Regions from separate parts of the Mus musculus genome. Here all the other regions are linked to region 2. Evidence: chromatin loops called from intact Hi-C (ENCODE). Cell type or tissue: left cerebral cortex. All regions are shown on one strand. Each heading gives the region's core, and the rest is flanking DNA. Links, peaks and the distances in the headings are about the cores only.

Evidence for each region. Hi-C counts contacts between places; a loop is a spot of excess contacts. Peaks named below come from ENCODE experiments on the same cell type or tissue, not always from the same donor. Only the 100,000 strongest peaks of a DNase experiment are listed, where the experiment ranks them.
Region 1: a loop joins it to region 2, with 5 times the contacts of the local background. A loop is called at or near these places in 3 of 42 quality-filtered maps.
Region 3: a loop joins it to region 2, with 11 times the contacts of the local background. A loop is called at or near these places in 2 of 42 quality-filtered maps.

Annotation. Positions count from the first base shown.
Region 1 is chr5:25,158,381-25,162,590 of GRCm38, reverse strand. No RefSeq gene overlaps it. Among named protein-coding and RNA genes, the nearest start is that of Gm33836, 7.4 kb to the left of the region's middle. In left cerebral cortex, for the core only: no CTCF peak of the experiment used is centred there; a DNase peak (open chromatin) is centred at 1,876.
Region 2 is chr5:25,083,203-25,087,412 of GRCm38, reverse strand. All of the region lies in intron 1 of Prkag2 (protein kinase, AMP-activated, gamma 2 non-catalytic subunit), which reads left to right. Among named protein-coding and RNA genes, the nearest start is that of Gm42232, 15 kb to the left of the region's middle. In left cerebral cortex, for the core only: no CTCF peak of the experiment used is centred there; DNase peaks (open chromatin) are centred at 1,025 and 2,028; H3K27ac peaks cover 2,375 bases.
Region 3 is chr5:25,254,994-25,259,203 of GRCm38, reverse strand. Galnt11 (polypeptide N-acetylgalactosaminyltransferase 11) reads right to left here. Exons shown (of 12, transcript NM_144908.4): 6 at 4,048-4,210; 7 at 1,694-1,811; 8 at 240-392. Among named protein-coding and RNA genes, the nearest start is that of Galnt11, 34 kb to the right of the region's middle. In left cerebral cortex, for the core only: no CTCF peak of the experiment used is centred there; a DNase peak (open chromatin) is centred at 2,314; H3K27ac peaks cover 1,194 bases.

The DNA of each region.
Region 1 (4,210 bases), core at 810-3,309, 75 kb before region 2:
TTATCCAAAATGGCAAGTTTTTGGTTTGGTATAACAAACCATAACTTTTTTTTTCAAGACAGGGTTTCTCTGTGTAGTCCTGGCTGTCCTGGAACTCACTCTGTAGACCAGGCTGGCCTTGAACTCAGAAATCTGCCTGCCTCTGCCTCCCAAGTGCTGGAACTAAAGGCATGCACCACCACTGCCTGGCTCCATAACTTTTAAAATGAAGAAAAAGAAAACTTTAAAATGAATAACTCTATAGAGAGAATTTGAAAGTCAAATTCCCTCTGTTCAATATGGAAAGATTCTAGATGGGTATGACCTAGAGAATAGGTACCCCGGGCCACAGTGTGGTTGTGGTGTGAGCTGCGTCCTTCGAGGGGCACTTCCAGAGGAGAGGGAGACAGGCTAATTCCCCATCAACAGTCCCCAAGAGAGGGCCAAGAGGGAATCTGTCCATGCCCACCTGCCCTAGGTGTGGCCCCTCCAGCACCATCTGTTGCATCAAGTGAGAAGAGCATCAGCACAAAGCAGGAAGCGCAGGGGCTGGAGAGGGCACAGAGAGGTTACGGGGCCACACAGACTGTTCTTACCGAGGACCTAAGTCCTGTTCCCAGAACCCTGCTTGGGCAGCTCAAAACTACCTGTGACTTCAGCTCCAGGGGATCCTATACCTGCTTCTGACCACTGGGAACATCTGCACTCATGTACACATACCACTATAAACACACATGCACATGCACACGTACACGCACACACACACACACACACACACACACACACATGCACATTCAGCAAAAAAAAAAAAAAGGAAAGAAAGGAAGTGGAAAGCCCTTTCAGCTTCCCTGAGTATCTCAGGCAGGTAGGTTACAGAAGTCACAGTGAGGAAAGAGCAACAGAAGTCTTCCTGCAAACACAGAACATAGCTTCTTCTCACCACCTACATTAGTTAGCTTCCCATCACCCTGATGATACAACTGAGACTTCTGGGTGTGCTGGGTAAGCACTATCCCAGTGGAGCCCTTAGGCCACTTCCTGAAAGCTCTTCCACCTTCCAATAGTGTTAAGCCAAGGACTGAGCCCCAAACAGACAACCCATTCCAGACACTCTAGATCCAAACTACAGCAGACTAGTGACAAGGGAGAAAAGAAGGGAAGAAGGCACTGGGACAGGAATATGGGTTGGGAGCAGGGCTGGGGGTGGGGGTAGGGGAAAGAGGCGGTGGAATTAGCAGAGGCAGAGGCAGAGGCAGAGAGGCAGAGGCAGAGGCAGAGACAGAGACAGAGACAGTCAGATCTCTGTGAGTTTGAGGCCAGCCTAGTCTACAGAGAGAATTCCAAAACAGCCAGGGCTACACAGAGGAACCCTGTCTCCAAAAACAAAAAACAAAACCAAAAGACAATAACAACACAAACTTTTAACATTAGACGTGTAACATTAAAGACAATAGTTTCCAGGGGTTGGGGAGATGGCTCAGTTGGTAAAGTCTTTGCTGAGCATAGGGACCTGCGTTTCATCCCAAGCATCCTTGTGAAAGCCAGGCAGGAATGGTGATGTGCTTTAATCACAGAGCTGCATACAGGTTCAGTGAGAGATCTTGTCTCAAATAAATAAAAGTGACTAAGGAGGATAGCTGACATCAGCCTCTGGCCTCCACGTGCATGTGCACCCCCGACCCCCTAATGACCAGTGACTCCCCATATGTCAACGGCAGGCGCCTACTTAAGACTTTATCCAGGAGGATCTTACTGCAACGTTTGACGCTGTTGCCAGGCTGCCTTGTACAGCACTGGGTTCTGAAAGAAAGAACACTGTGATTTATTGGCAGAGTCTCCCATGAGCACAGGAGGTTAAGGATGTGCACAGCCCACATTTGCCATCTGGTGTTTTCTCCTTAATGGTCTTTCCCACTCACGGCGCCACATGTATCTGTGCTAACGAGTCCGCCTCAGGTTCTGGTGTGTCTCAACCTCTGCATTCCATGCCAGTCTGCTCACGTCTGCATACTCCTGTTCTTCAGCATAATGAGCCTGACAGGCACAGCCAAACGTGTTTCCTTCTTCCTTCAGGTCTCTCCTGTATTCGTCCATGATGCCAAAATCATCCCGGCTTGCTGTTTGTCACCCTTCCTCTATTGGGAAGAAAATGAAAGCCCATGTCCCCCCCTGAAACAGCTCATTCTCAGGCCTGCTGCACCTCCCTAGTTAGTGTGTAAGACTAGGAGGACGGGTGGTCCCTTTCCCTGACTTCTTCCTCAGCATCCCATAGAGGCAACCCCAAGCCATTGTTGACTTCCTTCCTTTTTTGTATATTAAAGAGGACTGAGTGCTATTATACCAATAGTATAAAAAGCAGCCTGGTCCAGTCTTGCCTCCATGACCCCTATGTAACCTTAATTTTTTTCAAAACCTATTTTTAATGATGGTTCTTGTCTTAGTCAGGGTTTCTATTCCTGCACAAACATCATGACCAAGAAGCAAGTTAGGGAGGAAAGGGTTTATTCGGCTTACACTTCCATACTGCTGTTCATCACCAAAGGAAGTCAGGACTGGAACTCAAGCAGGTCAGAAAGCAGGAGCTGATGCAGAAGCCATGGAGGGATGTTCTTTACTGGCTTGCCTCCCTTGGCTTGCTCAGCCTGCTCTCTAATAGAACCCAAGACTACCAGCCCAGAGATGGTCCCACCCACAAGGGGCCTTTCCCCTTGATCACTAATTAAGAAAATGCCTTACAGTTGGATCTCATGGAGGCATTTCCTCAACTGAAGCTCCTTTCTCTGTGATAACTCCAGCTGTGTCAAGTTGACACAAAACTAGCCAGTACAGTTCTTAAACGCTTTAACCTTCCTTTTAGCCCACCACCCATCAAAGGTAGTGGAAAAGAAAATGTATGGGGGAAGTGGACCTGTTTGAAAGGTTCTTTGGTTCCATCTGTGTTGTCTGGACATCTACAGTTCAGCTCACAGGTTAGTAGCAGCAGCTCGATTCACTCAAAAACACTTCATGGATACACCAGCAGTCCAGTTCGGTAAATTCCGGTTAGCAATAGTGGTGACATGACCTAGCAGAGACATACAGGCCTCAGCCTTGGCTTGAATCAGCAGGAAGGACCAGGAGGGATGCTAGGAGAAGTTCTCAGCTGTGCCTCTCACAGTGAAGTGAAAATCAGCAAAGATTCAAGGCCCACAAACATTGCACAGCTAGCTGTACTAGCAAGTCAAGCTTCATTCCTCTCACTGTCCATCGAGTTCTATTTATACACTCCAACATCATGTGCCCTCCATGGGTCTGTCTCAGCTGACATCACTCTGCCAATCAGCCCAAGTCCACGGACGTGGCAAGAAACAGCAGCACACCACCACAAGTTTCTTGGTGCATTTCTCTCTATGGAGTCCTGACAAATGCAGCTCAACTATGCAATGTAAGGCAGACCAATACATGTGTGTAGTTAGCAAAGAATCCTGATTCATCATGTGTCCTTCCGTGTGCTTGCTTTAGCAAAACATCCTCTCTCATGTGTCTGCTTCAGCGAAATGTTCTTTTGCCCATTTGTCCCAGCAAAACGCCATCTGATACAACTGACTTTCAAAAGATCCCTTAAGTTTCCACTTCACCCTTACTCTACTATGCTCCACAAAGACTTCCTTTATCTCTCCTTGCTGAGAGCATCCCTCAGTCCACATATTGAATGCCACACAACTCTACTAGCCTGCTACAATACTAGCCAGCCAAGCCCTATTCTTCTTCCAGGGTTTAGCTCAGCTGTGCTTCCGCAGTTCTGACTTACCCACAGGCATCCTGTGGCTACTGTGACTGCTCTAACCATGTTCATTGTTCTCTGCATGTGTGTGGCCCATGACGATGGCCCATGCTTCTCAAAGAAATTACCATGTTGGTAGCTCACAGCCTGAGCTCTTGCTTCTAAGCTCTTTCTTCTAACATCGTGCAGGATGTTGCAGGAACAATCAATGAATATAGATGGGATTTCCACTTTCACTGGGAACCCAAGATCATCTCTGCAATCAGCATTACCTCTGTATGATGCTCTGGTGAACCTGACAACCATAATTGGTAGAGGCCTCAGGATTCCACGGTTGTTCTTCAAGAGATGCTTTAGTTTTGACCCCCAATGCTGTCAGCTTAACATCTGCTCTCAGCTGCTGCCAGTCTGACACTCTCCAGTGACAGTGTTTGTGTCTTAACCCATCCAGAGGAGTCCCTGGAAGCC
Region 2 (4,210 bases), core at 680-3,179:
TGGTAAAAAAAAATCTGCAAACAGGCTACGAGTTAGAGTCAGCGAGGCCAGGCAGCTAGCTGGAGCTGTCTGGCACCTGAGCCCACATACTGAACCACTGTGATGAACAGACAGATGGTGCCGGAGGCAATGTGCAACCTAAGAAGATGCACGGAGGGAGCAAGGTGTTTATCGCCAGCAATTTTTACAGGCTGATTTATGAATATCCTCAACCCACACCCCCATAAGCCCTCCCAACTGTTGCTGGGTCTGCAGCCTGGAGCCAGGCGAGCCTCTGCACTGGCCTTGTTCCTCATTTTCTTGGAACTCTGTAAGTCTCAGCACTCTGGCAGTTGGGAGCCAGCAGAAAGGAAGGTCCTGAATGTCACCCAGTGAAAAACAATGACATTTTCCAGCTCTGATCTATCCTGTCATCTTCCACATGGACTGCGTTTGTTCACTACATGCTCTGCTAAGAAAGGCCCCTTGCTCAAGGGTATTTGTATCTCCTGCTCCCTAAGAACACTCAGATCTTCAGTGGGCATGTTTTATGGGAGTGATCCATCCTTGGCTCCCTGTGAATAGGTATGGGGCTTAGAGTGTTTCCCCTCCGGTGTTGCTGTTTGCTGTCTCAGTTTGCTGTGGGAGCCCTGGGAATGCATCCTTCTGTACTAAGCCTTGGGGCTACAATCCATCAGAGCCTTTGCTACCACCTACCTTCCCCTTTGCTGTCTTCTTTCTTTCTCTGTTGTCTCTCCACCACTGCCCCTGTCCTCCCTTTACTTCGTCTCCTAAGAGCCAAATTTCACCAGGTGGAAAAACCTGCCTTCTGACCCAGTTCTAGGGCTTAGTGTAGTTGCGGCAGCCAACCCTGGGACACTGTGGTGTGCTCAGCAGGACTGCATCTTGGGCCAGGGTCATCTTTGAAAGAGACTTCCACACTAGTCTTTGCTGGACACCATTCGGCACTTGGCATCATGCCAGCCTCTTTCAAGTGTTCTGTCACTTAGCCAATCACAGCCTGACCTGATTCTGCTTGTTGCCCAATTCTATAATCATGGAAATGGAGGCTCGGAAGGGATGAGTCATTGCCCAAGGGACACAGCTGGTGAGGGCCGGGCTGAAGTTTGAACCCAGTGGGTTGCCTCTTAAATCTATGTTGGTCTCCCTCCCCACCCCCCACCCCCAGTGATATTTCTTCTTGCTTCTCTCTACATCCTACTTGGGGGAGATAAAGAAGGCAAAAATATCTTCTCAGGCGCTGCCAATCCCACAAGAAATGTTGTGCTTGAATGGATGTGCCTGGCATACCTGCTCTGGCTTCCTTGGGATTATAGGCCTTGGGTTGATTAGGGATAGAGGCTTTGTGGATCCAACCTCTCTCCTGCTGCCCATCACTAGCTGGGTGACTCTTGATAGGCTCCTGGTTTCTCTGAACTAAGGAAATGGCGCCATACAGAGAGGGGAGCCAGAAGCAAAGGAGAACAAATTAGGACTTCAGAAAGAAAATCATCTTTCTTGCACGACAGCTGAGTTGTTGCCTACCTAGCTGGCATGCACAAAGTTGTCCCCAGAACTGCAGAAACTGACCTGGTAGTGTGTGCCTGTCAGCTCAGCGAGTGCGAGGTGGAGGCAGGAGGATTGGAACGTCTAAGTTATTCTCAGCTACATAGTGAGTTCAAGGCCAGCCTAAGCTACATGAGACCAGGCTTCAAAAAAATATAAATAAAATATAAATAATCTTTCTTCATTTACTGGAGATACACCAAGAGTCACGTGTGTTCCAAATCTGGCAAGAGCAGAGGGCCTGTGTGTGTGTGTTGTTGTTGTTGTTGTGTTTTCTCCCATCCCTGACGATTTTCTTCCCTTGGGCATTGTCATCTTTCCGTATTGGAGCATTCTTTTGGTAGTGGAGATGATGGTAGTAACTGTCACTGGCACAAGGTAACTTCTATTTAAGCAAGCAAACAGGCCATCTCCATGGGATCCATACGGTGGAGATGTGGGCGTGGTTCTGGGTCTGTTCCCATCATGCTGGTTTCTGCCTACAAGCTTCCCTCCCTGTCCTGCCCACCCACTTTTTCCTTATGGTGCAGTCGCATGCAACTGTCTGCCTCCTGCGACTCTGCGTGAGAGCGTGCTGGTGCTGGGGGCTGAGCCATCTGCTTACTCAGGCTGTATGGACCCACGTGGGTGGTGAGTGGGGGCCACTAGACCAGTGTCCCCCGCGCATATATGAACAGTAGCACCTACAATCATGTGAGGCTGTCCCCGTCCTCTGTTAGTCTTCTCTTGCTGTGACCTTGAGCATGACCCTGGCTTGAGACTGCTCTTGCTGCCCATTGCCCTTAGGCAGTGCCATGAGAATCCCCAGTATGGCCCGTGAGCTGGGCATCCTGATTCTAGGCTGTCCGTACCCTGAGTTCTGACCTTGGGGCCGGAAGTCCTGAATTGTCCTTATTTGGCTCTGTAACTGAGGCACCGTCAGAGGGCCCCAGGGCCCTGGCTATACGTGGTCTTCAGGATGCCTGGTACTCCTCAGACTCTGACTGTTAGTCCGTGTTCCTTGGTAGCTAGATTCCCATTGCCTGGCTTTTTGGCAGGGTTGTTACGTAGCTCTTGTCTCTAGGCACCGAGAATCTGTCTCCACGTGCTTATGACACAGCAGAAGGGTTGCCCAGAGATGCTCAGGGAGCCTTCAGCAAAGAGACACATGCAGCCATGATGGGGTCAGAGACCTTGATAAATTCATTTCCTCAAGCCCTAAAATATAATGTGTTTCGAGGGATTGGAGGGTCATATGTGTATATGTACAAATATTTGTATTCACATGCGCATGTGTGCACATGTGTATTTATGCATGTATTTGTAGGGAGGCCATATAAAAAGATATACATGCATGCTATAGTATGACTCAGACTCTAAATACAAAATTTAAATACTTGACGGTTTTAAGCCCAGTTAAGGGTCAGCTTTGCTCTCTGTTAGATAGGAGCTAACAGGGACAGTGACATTGGCCATGCAGAACAAGAGTGGGTTAGGGTTTGTCTTTGAGTTCTTGGCTAGTCATCCAAGGGTCTCTTGCGGAGGTGGGGGTGGGGAAGCCTAGCATGGAGGTCCCAGCTTCCTCACCTACGAAGCAAGAGGCTTAGGTTCTACTGTGGACACTGGAAGGAAGCAGTGCGGTCTGATAGAAGAGCCAGAGCTGGGGTGAGAGGCCCTGGTGTGAGGCACCGTCTGCTGAGCAATGAAGAGCAGTGGACGCTAGCAGGTTAAAGTGGACCACGTCCAACAGGTGACTAAACAGAGAATGAGAGGCTTACAGGGTTAACCAAGTGTGTGGCCCAGCCACCGTGTGGCCCTGCTAGAGCCACGTTAAACAGCTGAGCTGTGCAAAGCATTCCTCTGAAGCTGTCATCTGCCGGCTCCTCCTGAAGCCTGCTGAACTCTGATGATGTCACTTCCTTTCTCCAGGCTCCTGATACACTCACGCAGCAGTGTGCCCTCCTTACACTCACCCAGCAGTGTGCCTGCCCTCCTTACACTCACCCAGCAGTGTGCCTGCCCCCCTTACACTCACCCAGCAGTGTGCCTGCCCTCCTTACACTCACCCAGCAGTGTGCCTGCCCCCCTTACACTCACCCAGCAGTGTGCCTGCCCTCCTTACACTCACCCAGCAGTGTGCCTGCCCTCCTTACACTCACCCAGCAGTGTGCCTGCCCTCCTTACACTCACCCAGCAGTGTGCCTGCCCTCCTTACACTCACCCAGCAATGTGCCTGCCCTCCTTACACTCACCCAGCAATGTGCCTGCCCCCCTTACACTCACCCAGCAATGTGCCTGCCCTCCTTACACTCACCCAGCAGTGTGCCTGCCCTCCTTACACTCACCCAGCAGTGTGCCTGCCCTCCTTACACTCACCCAGCAATGTGCCTGCCCTCCTTACACTCACCCAGCAATGTGCCTGCCCTCCTTACACTCACCCAGCAGTGTGCCTGCCCTCCTTACACTCACCCAGCAGTGTGCCTGCCCTCCTTACACTCACCCAGCAGTGTGCCTGCCCTCCTTACACTCACCCAGCAATGTGCCTGCCCTCCTTACACTCACCCAGCAGTGTGCCTGCCCTCCTTACACTCACCCAGCAGTGTGCCTGCCCTCCTTACACTCACACAGCAGTGCGCCTGCCCTCCTTACACTCACCCAGCAGTGTGCCTGCCCTCCTTACACTCAC
Region 3 (4,210 bases), core at 1,028-3,527, 170 kb before region 2:
ACAAAGCTGTAGGAGGTAGTATAGAAACGGGAAAGCAACGCTGAGCGATCAGTGAGGTCCAGAACACACACAGAACTGCTTCCGATGCTTGTAATGTCAAAAAGAGTGAAAACCAAACCTGAGGGAATCCTGGTGAGAAGAAGCCCAGAGAGGAACAGCCTAGCAGCGAAGGTCAGCCAAGGAGACTCAGGCAAGAGAGGCAGGAAGGCACCAGCAAAGCAATGGCCAGACTCACTCACCTTGTACTCATCCAGCCAGACATGTGCCAGTCTCAGGGAGTTGTGTGTCATGGTGTCCTGGCCTTCCGGAGATCCGTACGGTCGCCTTTTTCGGAAAATGTGTCCTACTCTTGAGCAAGGGAGGATGAAGAGCTTGCCGCCACACATCCAGATCTAGCCAGAAGCAAACAGGATGGCTGTCAGACCGAAGCAGCGCACATCTTCATGACTGACCCTTTATGAATGGTGGCTATGCAGCTTACAGATGCTTATCTTACTAGATATAAAGTGGGGGGCACCTACAAATTAGGTCCTTCTGAAATTAAAAATGTTATCATCTTTGGTTGCTCTTAAGGATTTAAGGACAAGGAACATCTGAACTTACAAATGCGCATGCCATACATGAGAGTGAACACTGAGGCCTAAGAATACTGGGAACCTTGGGATGGAGAGGTAGCTTAGCAGTTAAGCGCACTGGCTGCTCTTCCGGAGGTCTTAAGTTCAATTTCCAGCAACCAAATGGGTGGCTCACAACCTTTAATGGGATCTGATGCCCTCTTCTGGTGTGCAGATATACGCGCATACAAAACACCCGTTTACGTAAACTAAATAAAAATTATATCTGGGGAAGGGGTGGTTCCTTTGTCTCTCTTCTGCCTCATACCTTTGCTGCAGGGTCTCAGTCACACCCAGCTCCCCTGTCTGGCGGCTCGCACTAGCCGGCTTGCTCTGCTTCCCAAGGCTCCAGTTACAGTGAGGAGCCAGCCCAGCCTGGCGTTTACCTTGGCTGTGGGGATCCAGACTCCTTTACGCTTCCTTGCAGGGTAAGTGCTCTGACCACTGAGCCAGCTCCCCAGCAAAAATATTTTTAACATAAACTATACAGAGTGATTAAATTCAAAAGAACTTGATTCTAAGGCTGGCAAGAGGGCTCAGTGAGTAAAACGGCTTGCCACCAAGCCTCGTGACTCAGGTTCAATCCCTAGGACCCACATGGCAGAAGGAGAGGGCAGCTCCTATCCACTGTGCTTCCACATGGGCACAAGAGCACACGCGTAAGAACTTGGTTCCAGGGCTGAGAGACAGGGCGGCACGTGCAGAAAAGTCTTACAACTTAGACTCAATCCCCAAGACCTACGTGGTAGAAGCAGAGAACGATTTCCTGCAAACTGTCCTCTGACCTCCATATGCATGCCATGTCATGTCATGTCATGCCATGTCATGTGAATACATACTTAACGTTTGTGAGATTCACTTACTTTTGCTAGGAAAGAAAGCTGAACTACTGATTTCTATATAAGCGTTCAACCTGAAAGGTTATGGAGAAAAACTGTGGTATGTTTCTAAATTACAAACAGCCATGCTTACAGATTCAGAGTGGTTTGCGGGGCCCACCTGCTCTCTCTGCCCTTGAACTGCTATCAGATTCTACTACAAGCAATTTAGGAACAGATCACACACAAAATCAAAATTACCCGAAATGAGATTTCCAGATTTTCTCCTCCCCAGATATCCATGCCACTGTCATACTGTCCAAGATCATTGAAATACTGTCTGTTCATGGCAAACAAGCCTCCAGCCATTGTAGGTGACCTAGAAAAGAACCACAGCCTGTGCTCATTCAATAGGACCAGTTACCAACTATTTACAAAGTCCCTGAGACTCTGGGGCACAGAAGATTAGCTGTCATTACAAAAGAGGTAACAACAGAGGATAACAGATAAGAAAGAAACATGGTCGTCTAATAGGGAAGAGGCTGGGTTACACACTGGAATTTTCTGGATTGCTGAGGCTATATGAGGTATCTGGCATAAGGTTATGTTCTAAGTATTGAGGTACCTTTCTTACTGTAATTGACTTTGAAAGGAACCAAAGGCAATGACTATAATTCCTTTTGAGGGCCTGGTAGAGGGGAACAAAAATTGACTCCAGGACCTACCACAAAAAAATCTCAAACTTTTGAGTAAGACAGACATCAGGAGTGGCTCTCAAAGTGGATGGCTGTGCCAGCGGTGACATCTGTAATGTTAGAGCATTTTCAGAACTCTACATATTTAGTCATTGTGCCTGGCATGTGGGTGGGGTGGAGGCTAGTGCTAACATCTGCTCTAGGCCAGGGATGCTGATAACTGCTAAAATACATGAGGGTTCCTCCATCCCCCACAGCAGCTTGCCAGCAAAGGACAATGCCATTAAAGCTTAGATTGCGGCTGTCTTGCAATAAGAAAAGCTGCAGCAGACACTACCTAAAGGCTTAATCCCAACTTCCAGGCTTCTGAGCCCTTGCTCTGGAGTTCAGGAATCCTGGTGAGCCTATAGAAGAGAGGCAGCACACTCAGCAAGGACTCCAGAATGTCTAGCAAAAGGACAGACAGACGAGGAATCACGCAATGCGGGAGCTAAATCACAGAAAAGAGAAACAGCCCACAATAATGTGGAGACGTAAAGAAGTTTTAATTATGAAGGTATCAAACGGACTTCAAAGTAACTATTCAATACACTCAAGACAGAAGGCAAGACTGAAAGCTTGGGAGAAAAGTAGATGCTCTTAGAAACATTTACACATGGGCTTGGATGGGGCTTAGCTGGTAAGGGAGTTTACAGCAGGCAGAAATCTCTAGTTTCAGTCCCCAGTATTACATAAACCAGGTACGGCAGTTACATGACATGAGCCCCATCTGTCTTTAAAACAACAAAACCTACTTATAAATATCTGGAAAACGCTTTTTAAAAAGGACTTTCAAAGGAATCAAAAATAAGACAGTCAAGACAGTATTTGTAATTGACAGTTGTCAGGGAAAGGCAAGTTTTCATCAATGGAGTGACACTTGGTATATCAACCACACCCAAAGCAGGCCCCAGGCACTGGAATAATTGGCCAACACAAAACAGATTCTTTGGGTATGTGTGTGTATTTTCATGTGTGCTTTGTTTTTTTGTGTGTGTTTATTTTTTATGAAAGAATATGATGTTGGGTGGGTAAGGAGGTATCTGGGAGGAGTTGAAGAGAAAGAATATGACCAAAATATATTATAGGAAAAAATTAAAAAACAAAAACAAAAACAAAAAAGACAGATGTGACTTCTTGTTGAGAAAGTGTGTGAAAGCACAAGTTTACTGCAGTACGCCTTGGGTCTCATCTTGAATATCCAATCACAGGGATGCAAATATTCTAAAATGCAAAAAAAAACATTTGGAATCTAATACACTTGTGGTCTCAGATGCAGATCTCTGCAGCCTCTGGTGATGACCTGGAGATGAGTGATACAGACCACAGCACACAGAGCCCACAGTACCCCAGACAACAGTTACCTATTCACGGCCCCTACCAGCTACACAGCACTCACAGGCAACTGACAGTGACTGATTCTTGCCTGGGCTCATACAAACCTACACCACGTAAGAAACCTCACTGGGCCAGGTGCGGTGGTGCACACCTTTAATCCCAGCACCACTCGAGAGGCAGGGGCAGATGACCTGACTTGGAGGCCAGACTGGTCTACAGAGTGAGATCTAGGACAGTCAGAGCTATTACTCAGAGAAACCCTGTATCAAACAAACAAAAAACCAAAACCAAAATGTGTTGTGGTTTTGAGACAGGGTCTCTTTTGTAATGCTGTATACACCAGGCTGGCCTCAAACTCATAGATTTGACTGTCTCTGCCTCCTAAGTGCTGGGATTAAAGGTGTGCATCGCCACTGCCAGACTTAAAATTGTTTTTGCTGGGTAAATTTAGTCATTCCTTTGCCCCTTACTAAGAATCACTTTTCTTTAATATACTGTTCTTTTCTAAAGAAAGGCTAGTGGGATTCTTCCAACTGCTCTTACCTTATTGGGGCCGTGGCGCCGTCAGGGCCTCCCAGCTCAGATACGGGAACTAGATCCCACTTGAAGTGCAGCCCCCAGTTGAAACCTCCCCGAACTACTGGGGATGAGCTGTAAGCGAGTGTGTCTGCACTGATGATGTCAATCACGGGGCACACCACTGTGT